Linked DNA regions of Homo sapiens: region 1 is linked to region 2. Evidence: read pairs that join two places in POLR2A ChIA-PET (ENCODE). Cell type or tissue: GM12878. All regions are shown on one strand. Each heading gives the region's core, and the rest is flanking DNA. Links, peaks and the distances in the headings are about the cores only. Region 1 overlaps RIOK3 (RIO kinase 3). Region 2 overlaps NPC1 (NPC intracellular cholesterol transporter 1).

Evidence for each region. ChIA-PET counts read pairs that join two places held together with the same protein. Peaks named below come from ENCODE experiments on the same cell type or tissue, not always from the same donor. Only the 100,000 strongest peaks of a DNase experiment are listed, where the experiment ranks them.
Region 1: POLR2A ChIA-PET joins it to region 2 with 5 read pairs; 6 of 35 experiments call an interaction of 5 or more read pairs at or near these places.

Annotation. Positions count from the first base shown.
Region 1 is chr18:23,482,697-23,492,212 of GRCh38, reverse strand. It overlaps RIOK3 (RIO kinase 3), which reads right to left. Exons shown (of 13, transcript NM_003831.5): 13 at 9,073-9,516. Among named protein-coding and RNA genes, the nearest start is that of RMC1, 16 kb to the left of the region's middle. RefSeq lists an enhancer at 3,801-3,970. In GM12878, for the core only: no CTCF peak of the experiment used is centred there; DNase peaks (open chromatin) are centred at 3,791 and 4,082; H3K4me3 peaks cover 1,236 bases; H3K27ac peaks cover 1,734 bases.
Region 2 is chr18:23,566,264-23,575,779 of GRCh38, reverse strand. NPC1 (NPC intracellular cholesterol transporter 1) reads left to right here. Exons shown (of 25, transcript NM_000271.5): 2 at 2,206-2,328; 3 at 3,600-3,706; 4 at 6,782-6,957. Among named protein-coding and RNA genes, the nearest start is that of NPC1, 15 kb to the left of the region's middle. RefSeq lists an enhancer at 1,401-1,695. In GM12878, for the core only: no CTCF peak of the experiment used is centred there; a DNase peak (open chromatin) is centred at 1,587; H3K27ac peaks cover 724 bases.

The DNA of each region.
Region 1 (9,516 bases), core at 921-8,920, 83 kb after region 2:
ATTACAGGTGGGAGCCACCACACCTGTATTTACTTAAAAAAAAAAAAAAAAAAAGAGAGAGAGATGGGGGTCTCACTATGTTGCCCAGGCTGGTCTCGAACTCCTGGGCTCAAGCAATCTTCCCACGTCAGTCTCCCAAAGTGCTGGGATTACAGGTATAGCCCTCTTTTTTTAGTTTTTTTGAGGAATCTTCAAACTGTTCTCCATAATGGTTGTACTAATTTACATTCATACCAACAGCATACAAGCGTTCCCTTTTCAGCTGGGAGTGGTGGCTCATGCCTGTAATCCCAGCACTTTGGGAGGCTGAGGCAGGCAGCTCACCTGAGGTTGGGAGTTCAAGGCTAGCCTGACCAACATGGAGAAACCCCGTCTCTACTAAAAATACAATATTAGCCGGGCATGGTGGCACATGCCTGTAATCCCAGCTACTCAGGAGGCTGAGGCAGGAGAATCACTTGAACCCAGGAGGTGGAGGTTGCAGTGAGCTAAGATCATGCCATTGTACTCCAGCCTGGGCAACAAAAGCAAAACTCTGTCTCAAATAAATAAATAAATAAATAAATAAATAAATAAATAAATAAAATAAAGAGTTCCCTTTTCTCCATCTCCTTGCCAGCATTTGTTATTGCCTGTCTTTTGGATATAAGCCATTTTAACTGGGGTGAGATGATATCTCATTGTCATTTTGATTTACATCTCTCTAATAATCAGTGATGTTTAGCATGTTTTCATATGCCAGTTTGCTATTTGTATGTCTTCTTTTGAGAAATATCTGTTCAAATGTTTTGCCCATTTTTTAAATCAGATTACTAGATTTTTTTCTATTGAAGTTGTTTGAGCTTCTTATATATTCTGGTTATTAATCCCTTGTCAGATGGGTAGTATTTTCTCGCATTCTGTGGGTTGTCTCTTCACTTTGTTGATTGTCTCCTTTGCTGTGCAGAAGCTTTTTAACTTGATGTGATCCCATTTGTCCATTTTTGCTTTGGTTACCTTTGGAGAATTACTCAAGAAATTTTTACCCAGACTAATGTCCTGGAGATTTTCCCCAATGTTTTCTTGTGGTAGTTTCACAGTTTGAGGTCTTGGATTTAAGTCTTTAGTCCATTTTGATTTGATTTTTGTATTTGGTGAGAGATAGGGGTATAGTTTCATTCTTCTGCATAGGGATATCCAGTTTTCCCAGCACCATTTATTGAAGAGATTGTCCTTTCCACAGTGTATGTTTTTGGCACATTTGTCAAAAATGAGTTCACTAGTAATGAGTTCACTGGTGTGAACTCATTTTTGACAAAGGTCAAAGGAGGTGTGTGGATTTGTTTCTGGGTTCTTATTCTGTTCCATTGGTCTGTGTGTCTGTATTTATGCCAGTACCATGCTGTTTTGGTTACTATAGCTCTGTGGTATAATTTGAAGTCAGATAATGTGATTCCCCCAGTTTTGTTTTGTTTTTTTTTTTTTGCTTAGGCTAGCATTGGCTATTCTGGGTCTTTTATGGTTCCATCTTATTCCATGTCTTGATTGTCCAGCTATTGTATCAGCTAGAATTACATTCACTGAAAGTAACTGCAAGAAATACCAACTCACAGTAACAACCAAACAGGACTTTATTTTTTCTCTAGGAATAAAAAGTCTGCAGGCAATCCATCTAGGCCTGTTACTGAGGTTCTATGATGCCTCAGGGATTCACACTCCTTTCGCTCCCCTTACCCATCTATCCCTATAGTGTGACTTCCACTCATGCTCATCACATCATAATTGCAAAATGGATGCTTGCTTCTCAGACGGGGCCCACAGTCCCCAGGCAGGAAGAAGGGGAAGAGTGAAGGGCAAAAGAACTTTCTAAGAGGCTCTCACCCAGTGACTTCTGTTTCATCTTATTGGCCAAAATTGCGTCTAGTAGCCACCCTAGCTGCAAGGGAGTTTGGGAAATGAAGTTTGTAGGTGAATATATCATGCCCTGTAGAAACTGGAGGTTTTAGTAGGGAAGAAGGTAGAAATGAATATTGGGTTAACAACAAGCAAGCAATGGGCTTTTTTTTTTTTTTTTTTTTTTTTTGAGACGGAGTCTCATTCTGTCGCCCAGGCTGGAGTGCAGTGGTGCAATCTTGGCTTACTGCAAGCTCCACCTCCCGGGTTCACGCCATTCTGCTGCCTCAGCCTCTAGAGTAGCTGGGACTACAGGCGCCTGCCACCAAGCCCAGCTAATTTTTTGTATTTTTAGTAGAGACAGGGTTTCACCGTGTTAGCCAGGATGGTCTTGATCTCCTGACCTTGTGATCCATCTGCCTCGGCCTTCCAGAGTGCTGGGATTACAGGCATGAGCCATTGCGCCCAGCCTTTTTTTTTTTTCTTTTTCATTGCATTTCAGGGTTAGTCATGCCTTTTTTTTCTCCCTCAGACTTTAGTGAGCATCAGAAATGTTATTTCTGGCCGGGTGCGGTGGCTCACACCCAGCACTTTGGGAAGCCAAGATGGGTGGATCACTTGAGGTCAGGAGTTTGAGACCAGCCTGTTCAACATATGAAACCCCATCTCTACTAAAAATATAAAAATTAGCCTGGTGTAGTGGCCCACACCTGTAATCCCAGCTACTCAGGAAGCTGGGGCAGGAGAATCACTTGAACTCAGGAGGCAGAAATTGCAGTGAGCCGAGATCAAGCCATTGCACTCCAGCCTGGGTGACAGAGCAAGACTCCATCTCAAAAAAAAAAAAAAAGAAAGAAAAAAACAGTGCTATTTCTTAGAATTCAGATTCCTAGGCCCTATTCTGGCATCCTTGCTTGGGAGCAAACCCCTCACGTGATTATTTTCAGCCAAACTGACACCTGTTCACAGACAAACACATGAGACCACTAGTTAGTTGTGAAATTCAAACCTGAATATGAACTGTTAATAAACTAAGTCAAGGCCAGGCACGGTGGCTCATGCCTGTAATCCCAGCACTTTGAGAGGCCGAAACGGGCAGATCGCCTGTGGTCAAGAGATCGAGACCATCCTGGCCAACATGGTAAAACCCCGTCTCTACTAAAGATACAAAAATTAGCCGGGTGTGGGGGCGTGCGCCTGTAATCCCAGCTACTCGGGAGGCTGAGGCAGGAGAATCTCTTGAACCCGGGAGGCGGAGCTTGCAGTGAGCCAAGATTGCGCCACTGCACTCCAGTCTGGGCGACAGAGTGAGACTCCGTCTCAAAAAATAATAAATAAATAAACTAAATCAAAATAAAATATTAAAATCAAAATAAAAGATTTTCTCATGAATCCTCAAGTTTTGGCACAGGTGGAACCCGAAAACATTAGAATATGAGAAAACAATTAGCAAATTAATTAAGATCTTCGTTTTCATTAATTGTGAAGGCAGTTCTTTTACCTTTTGTGAAGACATTGGAGAACAAGGCAGCTAGAACCTGAGAAGCCGTGATTCTGTAGAGAGGGAAGCCTGGAGAAGGGAGGCTCACTTTTTTTTTTTTGAGATGGAGTCTTGCCCTGTCGCCCAGACTGGAGTACAATGGTGCCATCTTGACTCACTGCAACCACCGCCTCCTGGATTCAAGTGATTCTCCTGCCTCAGCCTCCCAAGTAGCTGGGATTACAGGCGCCTGCCACCACACCTGGCTAATTTTTTGTATCTTTAGTAGAGACGGCGTTTCACCATGTTGGCCAGGCTGGTCTTGAACTCCTGACCTCGTGATCCACCCGCTTCGGCCTCTCACAGTGCTGGGATTACAGGCATGAGCCACTTCAGCCCGCCGGAAGCTGACATTTGCTGCCGCTTTGTTCCACAATGAACTTGCTGCTTTGAAAGCGGTGACTGAGAGGTTGAGACACTGAGCAGAAAAGGAAAGCTAAGAAGCTGAAAAGCTGTTAAAACTTTTTTTAAGGCAGATTCAGGACTGGGACAGTAAAATCTGGGGTACAGAGCCTGCTAGAGGCAGTCCTGGGGCCCTGGAGGGGACTCTGACCTAGGAACAGGTCAACTAAAATAGGGGGAAACCTTAAGTGCAGCCTCGAGCCAGCTCTACCCTTGATGGATACCTGGCTGCCCTGCCCACTGCTGGGGTTACTGAATCAGCGCTTAGTTCATTAGTTTGTTTTTCTTCTCCTTTCTTAGTTTACTATGAGCCAGTGTTTCCGGAGCCACCAAAAAAGCTCAATATAACTCCTGGTGTTTAAGATAAGCACTTGACATGCTTGTTTTCCTTTTACAGCAGCTTAAAATGTGCGTCTGACAGTTTCTAAAACCTAAAACAACACATAGGCTTTTCTGTTTATTTTTATTCTTATTTTTATTTTAAGTTCCGCTTTTCTGTTTTGCTGAGTTTTGTTTGCTTTAATTTTTGTTTTATAGTCTTTGTTAGACTCTATGACAGATGTCTGAAGGCATATGTAGCCAAATTTGTATAGTGGCTCTCACTACTTGGCATGTTTTCAGGTGGCTTTTACTTTGTTCTTTAAACTTTCTAAAGTCCTTTTTGTTTTAAAATGAGGATGAATAATATTTACAAAGAGCTATTTCTAAAGTATGTATTTGCTGGCAAATCTTGACTACGTATCACTGTTTTGGAACCTGCTTTTTCATTTCAGAAGTGTTTTATGTTTGAATGCATCTTTCTTTCTCTCTTTTCTTTCTTTCTTTCTTTCTTTCTTTCTTTCTTTCTTTCTTTCTTTCTTTCTTTCTTTCTTTTTCTTTCTTTTTTTTTTTTTTGAGACGGAATTTCCCTCTGTGGTCCAGACTGGAGTGCAGTGGTGCGATCTCGGCTCACTGCAACCTCCACCCCCCGGGTTCAAGTGATTCTCCTGCCTCAGCCTCCCAAGTAGCTGGGATTACAGGTGCCTGCCACCATGCCCAGCTAATTTTTGTATTTTTAGTAGAGATGGGGTTTTGCCATGTTGGCCAGGCTGGGCTTGAACTTTTGACCTCAGGTGATCCACACGCCTCGGCCTCCCAAAGTGCTGGTATTACAGGCGTGAGCCACCGTGCCGGGCCTGAATGCATGTTTCTTTCTACATTTGCATTTGCATGTACATATGTATATAACAAGTGTCAGGAGTAATGTATATGGTGATTGTCTTGTACTGTGGGTGATTTCTGCTTTTTTCCCCCTATGGTTTCCAGAAGTTTCAGGAGGGTCTGCAGATGCTGGTAAGACCCCCGCCCCAGTTGGTTTCCAGGTTCTTGACACCTTTTCGAGAAAGAATTCAGGGACAAGTCAGAATGAAGGGAAAGGCAAAAAGCTTTTATTGCAAAGTGATAGTATGCACTGAAGAGAGAAGTGCAGGCATGTTTGTGAGAATGAGTCACACAGAGGGAGTTTGGGTTTCTAATTTTATGGGTGTTTCTTTAATTAGGGGGTGAAATAATCATTAGGTATTTTGGAAGAGGGGGGATTTCAGGGACCCCCCACTGTCCCACACCCCCAGGTACCACCCCCTTTCTCCCTGATTTGGGTTTGCACTGAAGAGTCATGGACATGTCACCCTGTCTCTGTTGCCAAGGCTGGAGTGCAGTGGCGTGATCTCGGCTCACTGCAACCTTTGTCTCCTGGGCTCAGGTGATCCTCCCGAGTAGCTGGACTATAGGCGTATGCCACCATGCCCAGCTATTTTTTTTTTTTTTTTTTTGTATTTTTGGTAGAGAAGGGGTTTCACCATATTGCACAGGCTGGTCTCGAACTCCTGACCTCAGGTGATCTGCCCTCCTCAGCCTCCCACAGTGCTGGGATTACAGTCATGAGCCACCAAACCCAGCCTTCTCCTCCTGATTTTGGGTTTTCTGTTATCCCACAGTTTCTTTGCCTAGCTCTTGTTTAAGCTCTTGTGTGGATTCTTCCATCCTCTTGCGAGCACCCAGTGATCTTCCTATCTCATTCCCCCTTCAGAGATTTCCATCCCTTATTCTTAAGGGTTGATGAGGGAGGAGGTCAGTCATCTGTGTCGTCTTCTTGCTGATTTAAGGGCGCTGGCCCTGCCTACCAAAGGATTGGAAATCTCTGGCTGCTGGTCTAAGGATCCCAGGCTGCATTAGCAGGAGAGTCCCATGCTGAGACAGGAATTGGCTGAAATCCTTGCATCACCATCATCTTTACATGGAGTTGCTGTAACCTAGAAGATATAAACTTTATAAGGAAGTTGAATACGCATGGGCCAAATATTTTTATTATTATTATTTTATTTATTTTTTGAGACAGAGTCTCACTCTGTCACCAGGCTGGAGTGCAGTGGTGTGATCTCGGCTCACTGCAACCTCCGCCTCCCAGGTTCAAGCAATTCTCCTGCCTCAGCCTCCTGAGTACCTGGGACTACAGGCGCGTGCCACCATGCCCAGCCAATTTTTGTATTTTTAGTAGAGACAGGGTTTCACCATATTGGCCAGGATGGTCCCAATCTCTTGACCTCATGATCTGCCCGCCTCAGCCTCCCAAAGTGCTGGGATTACAGGTGTGAGCCATCATGCTCGGCCCAATGGGCCAAATACTAACAATAAGATCACCATTAATGGGCCTAAAAGTGGTAAAACCAGGTAACAGAAAGTAGAGCAGCCTTAACGCATTCCCTTTGGAATCGGCCAAAAGGTTTTCCTTTCCAAAGGTGTGAAGCCCTTTTGCTTGGTCAGCTGTGCCTGAATTCCAAAGTGGGGGAAGGTATGGCGAGGCGTGACTGACTCCCAGCTTCCTGTCATGACCTGAACTAGGTTTTCAGGCTGTTTCGGTTGTTGTTTGGATTCCCTTTGGCCAAGAGAGAGATCCATTCTGTTGGGGGCTTCTAATTTTTTTTTTTTTTTTTTTTTTTTAGTTTATATTTTCTCTTTTTTTGTCAACGCATCCCAGAGGCAGTGTTGATGGCCAAGCTTTCATTCTGGCCCATATTGATGCTGGGGTGGCATGCTACAGGCCCTGGGTCCTTCATGTCCCCTAGTGGGACCCCTATGGCCAAGAGACTTAGAGTCAAAAAAACTTATTGCCAATTAAACATGCTAGACAAGATAGGAATGGAGGTGGGCAGGGACTCAAGCTTCAGCCTGTTTTCCCTTTGCTCCCCCTTTCCCTTTTGTGTGCACTTTTAGGTCTGAAGGTTTGTCCTTTCCTGCTGCCTTCTTTTTTGGCTTCGTTTCTACTTTTGCAGGAGCAGGGTTAGGGGACAACTGTGCCCATCTCCTCCTGGGCTTTTCCTTCACAGCCCTCTTGACTGAGCTGACCTTCCTCCTGGGCATGTTGGTGGTGGGGAGGGGGCCTGCCGGGTGCCTACGGGCAATGGCGAAACCAGAGCCTTCTGGAAGCTGGGCTCACCAGCTGCTGCCGCTCCTCCCACCACCCAAGCTGCCGAGACCTGTGGCAGATTTTTTTCCCTCAAGTTTATAGAGCTATCTGTAGTAGCTCACTCATGTATTCTGTAATGAATACCCCACCTTCCCCACCCCTCCATCTGCCACTTTCTTATCTACCGAATTTGATCTTAACTCCTCAAAAAGCTAGCCAAGTCTGGGAGAAAGTTGGAAAGCTTAGGATGGTAAAAGTAATGCTGTTCCAAATGCAACCTTGTATTATTTTTACACTGGAAACAAATCGGAAAAGAATAAAAACAAGAGGCTTTCAAATTAGTAAACTGATGTCTCCAAGTATAAAACACACTTTGATAACTTATTTTTATGTAATCCTGACAAAAATCCAATAGAAAAATATTGTCTTCAAAAACCTAAGGATCAAGGTTTGAAAATATAATCAGATGAGCTTTTCTCTGCTCCTATAGAGCTTGGAATTTCAAAAGGTGCAGAAAACAATCTCTTCTGATGCCCGGAGCCCAAATGAGCAGTAAGAAATGTACTCCTAACACATCTTAGGGCCTATTGTCTTCATCTTCCTTAGAGTCTCCCGTGCTCAACATTTCCCCATCAGCTGCCTCGCTTCATCCTGCTTTTTGTTCAAAGGTTTTTTAAAAAAGGAAATACCATATGCTGAGGGGAAAAAAATTGCAGGGATGTATGCCACACTATAAACAATGGTCTTTGGAATATGAAGGACTTTTACTTTTTTTTCTGAGACAGAGTCTTGCTCTGTTGCCCAGGCTGGAGTGCAGTGGCACCATCTCAGCTCCTCTGCCTCCTGGGTTCAAGTGATTCTCCTGCCTTAGCCTCCCAAGTAGCTGGGATTACAGGCATGTGCCACCACACCCGGCTAATTTTTGTATTTTTAGTAGAGACAGGAATTCACCATGTTGGCCAGACTGGTCTCAAACTCCTGACCTCAGGTGACCTGCCCACCTCGGCTTCCCAAAGTGCTGGGATTACAGGCCTGAGCCACTGCGCCTGGCCGAGGGACTTTTACTTGAACATTTCTGAATTCCTACAATATTTAAATTCAAATAAATGACTTACTTTTGTAAGCAAGAAAAACTAATTTTTATGAAAAGAAAACTGGTAATTATCTTGTTGAAATAAAAGTTATCTAGTCATCCTTATTTTGATAACTTAATGTGAGACAAAATATCCCTATTTCCGTATTTTATATATTTTCATTTTATTAATTTATTTGAGACCAAGTCTTTATCTATCACCCAGGCTGGAGTGTAGTCGTGTGACCATAGCTCACTGCAGGCTTGATCTCCTGAGCTCTAAGAATCCTCCTGCCTCAGCCTCCCAAGTAGCTGGGACCAGAGATGCATGCCACCACACTCACCTAATGTTTTGTAGAGATGAGGTCTGCTATGCTGCTCAGGCAGATCTCAAACTCCTAGGCTCAAGTGATCATCCTGCCTCAGCATCCCAACGTATTGGGATTACAGGTGTGAGCCACCACGCCCAGCCAGTATTTGATTTTTTATTTACTTAGCAAACCAGTATTTTTCACTTTCTTTTTCTACTATGGGAAAAAAATCTACTCTCTAATCTACAAGGTGTGAGGGGGGGAACCTATTTGTAATGTGAAGTAGGCCATTTGCGATTGAAATCTAACAATGAGAAGTTGAGGGGGAATAATCTACTTAAAATAGCATTGCTTAACTTTATACAGAAACAGCAACTTGGTACCAGGACATAAGTTAATATAAGGAACAGGAAGATACCACACAAAGAACCAATTTTAAAATGATCTCTTTTTAATTTCTTAAAAAGCACATTCACAGCACACTCCAAGAATGCCACACAGCAGTGGTTTGCTGCTCTTTGTCAGAATATGTCAGAAAACAAAACAAAAAAAGTTTTAAATGCTAAAGATTTTAAAAATTAGTTCTCTGAAATTTCTGTAAAGCCAGTATCACCAGTCATATAAATCTTTATTTTGGAATCATAAACCTTTCAAAAATGTAATGAGCATCTACCCAAAATTACACCTCTCTGAAATGTAATTAAAAGCTATCCAACAAAAACAAAAATAAATATTTTTCTAGAAAGAACATATTTGGCATTTTAAAATAATGTTAAAAACAGCTTTCTCAAATGTAAATGATGTCTAGATTTTTACTTTCTATTACCAGACAGAAAGTTTGGATCTTTAGTGGTTCCAATCTGACTTCAGTAAT
Region 2 (9,516 bases), core at 1,009-9,008:
TTTTTTTTTTGGTCTTCTCTGCTGTGTCTCTAGAAGATGACCTTTTGAGAAGCAAACCTGAATGTTGATTCAAGCCCAAATTTCCTGGGCTCAGGTGTTAATTTTTTAAGTCTTTGGAACCTCTTTGCCGAGGTCTCAAGCAGGTAGAAGACATTAATAATAATTCCTTATATTTGATTGCGTGGTGCTCTGTAGTTTACTGAGTACTTACTATATATGTACAGATAGGCCCTTATTTGATCTTCACAGGAACCTGTGAGGTAGGCAGAGCTTATGAGCTTCATTTCCCAGGTAGGAAAACTCCTACGTGGTTACGTAACCTGCTCCAGGTGTGATCCCAGGTGCAATCCAGCTCAACAAGCACACTGAGCCTCAGGAGCTCTTGGGATCAGAACCCAGGACTCGATCCCACTCCGTGCCGCCTTCTCACCCACCCCTCTTCCACCAAGTGGGTGGAAATAGCACTTGCTTTGAAATAAGTAACGAATGATCTTTGTGAAAAGGAACCTAAACAGCAGTGGGCCATCTTTATTCACATCTATAGTACCAAGTGCTGAGTAAGGGGATTTTAGACTCCAGACACCCGTCCTGTTTGTCAGGCCAGAGCTGCAGTGTGTTGACTGCACATCTGTCTCTTGTCACTCCTGCTCCTGTGGGTAACCAGCCAGAGTGCCCCTGAGGCAGAGACAGGCCAATCCCTGGAGAGTTCTGCGAGGTCTAGGGAAGAGTTCTTTGTATTTAAAATTTCATGTGAACTTCAGCAGTTTCCTCTGCCTCTGTAGTCAGCTTTTGCCTTTTCAAACTTTAGTTAGATGGATAATGACTTTTACTCATTAGGACTTTTTTCCATTAGTTGGAAACCCAGAGTTGCAATACGTTTCTTTTTTCCTTAGAATCACCGGGTTTATGGGAATAACAATTGGGATTCTCTTTATATAAAAATAGTGGTGGAATCTTGGCACAGGGTTCATATGTGGCTTTGTTGAAGGCTTGTTGTCACTTCCTTATTTGTATAATTTCCCTCCTTTGTGGCCTAAACATGACTTTCAAAGAGTCAAGAGGAGTTAAGTCCTAATTTTTATTTTAGAACATCTGAAAAATGAATTCAGAGAAAAGTGATATTGATGCCTTGGATTTCCCCACACATACAAATCCCAATCTCCTGCTGACTTTTTCTCATGTTTTTGGGCTTCAGGGACTGTTGTGGGATTTGTATTTTGATACTGAAGGACCAACACAGACTGACTTAGCTTCTTGCCTGTGTGCAGGTCATGTGCCACTGTCACTGGAGAGAATTTCATGTTGTGACTTCTGTTCAGATTTGTTTTTTTTTTATGGCTTTCCCATCAGGGTTCTTGGGAGCCATGGCTGCTTCTTGATATCTTCTGTTTCCCTGTAGAACAGACGATTGCAGGCCCGGGGCCCTGGCAAGCTGGGCCCTCTGTGGCTTTCTGAGTCCATTGTGAGGCAGAGGATCAGGTGCGTTTTGGGCAGCAGCCTTCAGAGCAAGGCACTGACCTGATGATTCACACTGACCCCTCCCCTCCGCTGAATTTTCTGACAACCTTGTGACTCTCACATGGGAAATGTGAGTGGTTTTTGAGAAATCTTTACATAAGAGGTTTTAAAATTTTCTTTTGAGATTGCCTCGGTGTTTTTCCTTAAAGTTAGCACATTCTTTGCTTTCTACTTCAGCCTCAAGGACAGGAAGTTCATTCTCGCTCTTTACATTGGGGTGTTGATGTTTGTGGTTTTGTTGTTTTGTTCTTCATGTTACTCATGATGTATTGATATTAATTAACCTAAATACATATGGAAATATTCTTTCATTACTTAGAGCTTATATAGTTCCTGGTGCAGATGTGCAAAAATAGTGCTTTAGTAATTGCTAAGTCACTATCTTGCTTTTCTCTCTACTGTGATTGAGTATTTCTTACATGGAACTATAGCTTCCTCTTATCAACAAATAAGCAGGAAATAGAAATTATGTAAATAAGCAATTTCCATTACCTACTTCACTGACTTGACAAATAGGCATTTGGTCTGCTTTAATTAATATTTTTCAAAATGTTAAGTGCCTGTTGCTGTTACTTAATTTTGCAGGTAGCATTGGAAGTTTCTGTGATTGTACTTGAGTGGGCACTTCTTGTTGAAATTTACCATTGAGACCCTGGTAACACTGAAGTTTGTGTTGACTTTCTGTAGGTGTTTTCACAGTCCTGTGTTTGGTATGGAGAGTGTGGAATTGCATATGGGGACAAGAGGTACAATTGCGAATATTCTGGCCCACCAAAACCATTGCCAAAGGATGGATATGACTTAGTGCAGGTAAGTTCATTATCTTAGGCACTGGGAACACAAAATGCTGATCACAAGATCCTCTGTAATTATTCCTTAAATGTTATTGCAGGGTGGAGGTGGAGATGAGACTAACAGGCTTAAGTCTTATCCCGGACTCTCAAACTCTAACCTGTGGCATACAGTGCAGAGAAAGAACACCGTAACTCCAAAGGCTTAATTTTTCAGGGGCTGACTTTATACCTCTCATAAAGTTTCCCAATAGCAGGTTGCTATTTAGAGACTGACCTTGGTACTTCGTATGTTGCCCTTGCAGCATCTGCAAAATATATTAGAAGTTAGCTGGTTTTGATTCCTAGATTTCAGGACTCAAATGGACTCTGTTGCTAAGTGGCTTTGACGTCCTTGTCCCCTGGTCATTTCAGTGTTTTCTCTGTGTTCCACTGAGAGCCTGTGAATTTTGGCTGCTACCAGGATTCTGATTCCTGTTCTTTTTTTACCATCCTGTGATACACAGGGATATTAGAACTGGAAAAATCATGTGAAAAGCCTGGTTTTAGAGGCTTAAAGTAATCAAAAGTCAAGTCGACATGATAACAGAGTTCCTAGGCTCACTTGTTCGTTTCTTTTCTGTTTTTGAGACAGAAGGAGCCTTGCTCTTTTATCCTGGCTGAAGGCTAGAGTGCAGTGGCACAATCACGGCTCACTGTGTCCTCGACCTCCTGAGCTCAAGCAATCTCTCAACTCAGCGTCCCAAGTAGCTGGGACTACAGGCACATGCCACAACCCCTGGCTAATTTTTTAAAAATTTGGGGAGATGGGGCTTCACCATGTTGCCTAGCCTGGTCTCAAACTCCTAGGCTCAAGCAATCCACCCTCCTCAGCCTTCCTAAGTACTGGGAGTACAGGCATGAGCCACAGTACCTGTCCTCACTTGCTGCTTTCATCATAATTATTAAAGGTTTCAACTTTCCCTGGAATTACTAATAGAAATAGTAAGTAGCACTCTGGTTGAATTGAATCAAACAAACAAAAAACCCTAAGAAGACATAAAATGATTGTCAGGAGAGGAGAGAAAGCTTCCAAATAAAAAGAAAATTAGAAACATCTCTACTTGTGAATAAATAGTAAATGTGTAGCCTTTTAAAATAATTCTATAATAACTTTGCAAATACAGGATGTGTCTTACCCTTTTGTACTTCAAAAGGATTACATGAATGAATGTGTCTTAGTTCACTGAGGAATGTTGACCTTACTCTAACTGTTGCCTACTCCCGTGTCTGTGCTCTTTCACCTGAAAGGAACTCTGTCCAGGATTCTTCTTTGGCAATGTCAGTCTCTGTTGTGATGTTCGGCAGCTTCAGACACTAAAAGACAACCTGCAGCTGCCTCTACAGTTTCTGTCCAGGTAGGTTCTGCTGGGGAAACAGAACAACTGGGCTGTAGATACTTGTGAACTGGTAATGCTCAGCTTTCCATTTATTCTTTGTTTACATATTTTTATTTATTATATGTCTATATTATATGTATATTATATATTTATACATATATGTATACATGTAAAGTAGGTGAATATATATTTATGTATTAAAAATACATGTATGTATAATGTGTATGCATGCGTGTGTGTATAATAGAGACAGAGTCTCACTCTGCTGCCCAGGCTAGAGTGCAGTGGTTTGTGGTGTGATCACAGCTCACTGCAGCTTAAACTTCCTAGGCTCCAGTGATTGTTCTACCTTAGCCTCCTGAGTAGCTAGGACTACAGGCATGCACTACCATGTCTAGCTAATTTTATTTATGTTTTTCTTTATTTTTTTTTTTTTTTGAGACAGACTCTTGCTCTGTCACCGAGGCTGGAGTACAGTGGCATGATCTCAGCTTACTGCAACCTCCTCCCGGGTTCAAGCGATTCTCCTGCCTCAGCCTCCCCAGTAGCTGGGACTGCAGGCACATGCCACCACACCTAGCTAAGTTTTATATTTTTAGTAGAGGTGGGGTTTCACCATGTTGGCCAGGCTGGTCTCAAACTCCTGACCTCAAGTCATCTACCCGCCTCAGCCTGGTTATTACAGGCTGGGATTACAGGCATGAGCCACTGCACCTAGCCTAATTTTTATTTTTTTCTAGAGATGAGGGTCTCACTATGTTGGCCAGGCCTGGTCTCAAATGATCCTCCCACCTTAGCCTCCCAGAGTGCTGGATTATAGGTGTGAACCACAGTTCCCAGCCAGTTTTTTTTTTTTTTTAAAGTCAGTTTTTGTTTTGTTTTAAGAAAGCACTCTTACAATTTGTCAGAAATAAAGAGAAAAACAATAATTACCAGACTTGGTTCACTTCCCAGTTGCATTCAGAGTTGATGCTTGGTTTCCTCTGCGATGTTCTCACCCTGCAGGGTGTCTGCACTGCGGCCAGGCTCCTTTCAAACTTGAGCTGTGCACTGTGGGGAAGAGAGGTTCCTAGGGGTCCTGCTCAGGTGCCTGGCCTGAGACTCTCATCATGCAGTCCTTCCTCTCCCCCCATGCTTTGCTTTGCACATCATTCTTGTCCCTCCCTCTGGTGAAGGGTTGTGATAGAGTCAGGTCCTCAGTAGAGCCGGCCTCGGGGAGCTGTTAAAAATTTTGTTCTGCTGTAGCTGGCTGGTTTTGTCAAACTTAGTTTTTTATCTGTTCTGTTGGCTATGACCCTGAGCAGTGAAAAAGGGCTTGGTAATAGATGTTCTTCTCTAGGCCTAGCCAGCAATTCTCAAATATGCAAAAGAGCAAGCTGGTAGTGGTCTTTAGAACAGCAGATTGTGGTATCTTTCTAAATTTTTCAGACTTCAGCACACTGATAAAGATGTTTGGGAAGCAAATATTAAAAAGGGAAAATGCTTCTCTGCACAAATATCACTGCAGGTGGTGATAGGGCACAAGTTGGCTTCCAGTGAAGAAATTCTGCTTCTTACCAAAAGTTAACAATAGAGAATGGAAAACCACCACTAAATTGTTTTTTCAGAACAACAAAAGTTGAGGCTGTAATTGGGCCAGCATATCCTATGAAAGGCTTGTGAACATTGATGGAACCAAATTGGAGCCTTGTACACTCAGTCAAAACACATTTATTTAGGATCCACCGTAGGTGAGGCATTATGGACATACGGACATAAACATAAAAAGATAGCCAACCTTTCTCCATATTATCAGAGGTACCAAAGCTTGATTTATAATAGCAAACAGGAGAAACAACCTGATATTTGGAAAAATATACAGCTGTCAAAATTAGTGATTGTGGGCATTAAATGTAGTAACATGGAAAAGGTTTGAAAACTGTGTACCCCAAGAGTGATTCCTATTAGAATAATACAATTGTGGTTTCTGGCTTTGTTGCAGTAAAGCAGTGGGGCTCCTGAAAGAAAGAGAGTCTGTGCTTCTCTGTCTCCTTCACTAGAACAGAGACTCTTGAAGGCCAGGACACACTTTTTTCATTCTTTGTCTTACATGGTCACTGGGACTGAATCGGAGTCTAAAGTAATCTTGATTGCAAGAATGCAAGTCTAATGAAACAGCTTTTGCAAGTAACAGTGGACCAAAGGGAAAAGAGAGCTCTTTTATCATGTAACAAGTCAACATTAGGAGCTTAAACTTTGAACCTGAAGGATAGCAGGCAGCTTATGGTTCTTGTGCAGTTGTGTGCTCCTGAAGTGCATGCAGCCAGAGAACAACATTGCTGTTCTCTATCTTTACAAACCATGGGGATTTCTCCTTGTGTTTCAGGAGGGCCTAGTGATTTTCCGGGGCTTGAAAGAAAACCTTTCAATAGGTTATAAGATGAAGATTCTCATAATTCTCATTATTTTATTTTCTTCTTAATCAAAACTGTCAGCTGGTGCAGCGCTCATGTCGATAATCCCAGCACTTTGGAAGGCCAAGGCAGGAGGGTTGCTTGAGTTTAGGAGTTTGAGACCATCCTGGGCAACACAGACCCACATCTCTACAAAAACATTTTAAAAATTAGCCAGGTGTGGTGGTGTGCACCTGTAGTCCTAGCTACTTGGGAGGCTGAGGTGGGAGGATTGCTTGAGCCTAGGAGCTCAAGGTTACAGTGAGCTGTGATCACACCACTGCACTCAGCCTGGGCGACAAAGTGAGACCCTTTCTCAAAAAATAATAATAATTGTCTTCCTGATGCTCCAAAGTCCCTTTACTCTAGGTCAGAGAATGTATGTCTCTAAATTATAAAGTGCAGAATTCAGAGAAGCATCTCTCTCTTTTTGAAATTATAATTGGACACAATAAATGCAGAAAGTAATTAGGGCATTTTTTAAAGGTGTGCCTTTATTTTAACATGAAGTTTTAAGTTTAGAATTGCTGGTTTTTAATATGTTCTCTTGGTAATTTGTCACTTTACAGTAAGTTTAAAATATTCTTTGTCTATTTAAAATCGTTCTTGCTGGCCCTATTATGTGTGAGATCATGCAGAATATAATTTACTTTTCCTTTAGATGTCCATCCTGTTTTTATAACCTACTGAACCTGTTTTGTGAGCTGACATGTAGCCCTCGACAGAGTCAGTTTTTGAATGTTACAGCTACTGAAGATTATGTTGATCCTGTTACAAACCAGACGAAAACAAATGTGAAAGAGTTACAATACTACGTCGGACAGAGTTTTGCCAATGGTAAGTAAACTTTTAATTATTCCTCTTTTACAGCTGGCATCAGGACAGCAGAGCAAATTGTTCCTTTTAGTTGTCCTGTCAACTCTGGAAAATCACAATTTTCAGTTCCATTGGCCAGGAAATAAGAGTTGTTGCTTTGCTTGTATCCTAGGACTTGAACTGCAACGAATATAAAAATCTCCTTAAAGCGCTTGCTTTAACTCCCCCTAACTTTAACTTCCCACATGGAAAATTTTAGTATGTGCAAGTTTGCATCCATACACTTCAGTAACCATTGGATCTTTGACTCTAACAGACATGAGTTGTGTAATGTCATAAATTACTGCAAGACTGAGAAGATAGAACTGTTAATAGTTGGCAGAGAAGAGGTCATGACTTGCAAGAATCAGATCACCATAAAGGAAAGTCAGCAGGTCTAACAGATAGCAGAAATGATCCCCCAGCATTGACCAACATACAACATTTAATTATAATGACAAAGTAAAAAGGTAACAAAAAAATTCCATAGAAAAAAGGTCTCATTCACAAAAGCAACAAAAAATAAGGCACTTAGGAATCCAAAAGATGTGACATACAAGGCAACCTGACTGAATGGAGAGAGGTCATTTTGTCCAGAAACAGAAGCCTGCATGTATGGAAAGTGGATGTGTAACACGTGTGTCATTACAAATCATTGAGAGAAAAGGTGGGCTAGTTGATAAATGAGATGAGAAAATAGATTATATTTATCTAATTTTAATTTTTACAGAAAATAAAAAAATCAATTGTGTAGATTAAAAATCCCAATTGGAAAGTTTTAGAAGTAAATATGGAAAGATTTCTAGACAGGAGAGGAAAAGCAGAAACCATAAGAAAAATATTTATGAATATAAACAACTGTTATCTAGAGCAGACAGCGAAATGCAAATTTGAACAGTAAACTACCATTTCACACCTCATCAGCTTGGCACAAATTAAAAAGTTGGTCAATTTCAACTGTGGGTGAAAATGTGAAGCAATAGGAATACTAATGTACTCCACCACTTACAACCATAATTTGGTACAATCGTTTCAAAACTACTTGAAAAACAACTTTGCAGTACGTAGTAAGTTGAAGCTAACCCTCCTCCCAGAAATTTCACTTATAGATGCCTGCCTTAGAGAAACTCTAAATGCATATAAACCTGGAGACCCATATAAGAACACCCACTGTAACACTATTGTGATTGTGAAAAATTGAAGACCTCAAGAACGAGAAGACAAGACACAGACTGGGAGAAAGTATTTGCAAAAGACATGTTAGTAAGGACTGTTATTCAAAATATACAAATAACTCCTAAAACTCAATAAGAAAGCAAACAGCCCAATTGAAAAATGGACAAAACAACCTGAACAGATACCTCACCAAAGAAGGCATACAGTGGTAAATAAGTACATGAGAAGAGATGCTCAACATTATGTCATTAGAGAATTACAAATTAAAACAACGAGATACCACTACACATCTATTAGAATGGCAAAAATTCAAGACGCTTTCAACACCAAATGCTGGCAATGAGCTCTCATTCATTGATGGTGGGAGTACAAAACGGTACAGCCACCTTGGAAGATAATTTAGCGGTTTCTTACAAAACTAATCATACTCCTTGGTATTTACCCAAATGAGTTAAAAATGTGTCTACCCCAAAACCTGCACGTGGATATTTGTAGCAGCTTTGTCCATAAGTGCCAAAACTTGTAAGCCACCAAGATTTCTCTCAGTAGGTGAATGGGTAAATAAACTGCTACATCCACACAGTGGAATATTATTTGGTGCTAAAAAGCCATGAAAATTCAGTGCTATCAAGCCATGAAAGTACATGGATGAACCTTAAATCCTATTACTAAGCAAAGCCAATCTGAAAAGACTACTCACTATGATTCCACTATATGACGTTCTACAAAAGGCAAAACCGTGGAGACAGTAAAAAGTCAGTGATTGCCATGGGTTAGGAGAGAGGAAGGCATAAGTAGAGCACAGAAGATTTTTAGGTGGTGAAAATACTCTATATGATACTATAATGGTGGTTACATGTTTATATGACATTTTGAAACAAAAGTACTACATACTTAAAACAAGTACACAAACATGCATGGGAAGGATAAACATCAAATTCAGGATTGTGTTTACCTTAGGGAAGGGGCTACTGTCAGGGAGGGGTAATTGGGGAGCTTCAACTGAATCTATAGAGTGTGTGTGTGTGTGTAAGTATTTTATTTTTTGGAAGAGACGGGCCTCACTGTGTTGGTGAGGCTGGTCTTGAACTCCTGGCCTTAAGTGATCCTCCTGCCTCGGCCTGCCAAAGTGTTGGGACTGTAGGTGTGAGCCACCACACCTGGCCTATAGTGCATTATTATTTTTATTTAGTTTTTAAATTATGCCATAGCCAGTTGTTCTGAATAGTGCAGTACTACAAAACAGAGTCAAGGTCTCATGCTGTCACCCAGGCTGGAATACAGTGATGCAATCATGGCTCACTGCAGCCTCAACCTCCTAGGTTCAAGTAGTCCCCCTGGGTAGTTGGAACCACAGGCATATGC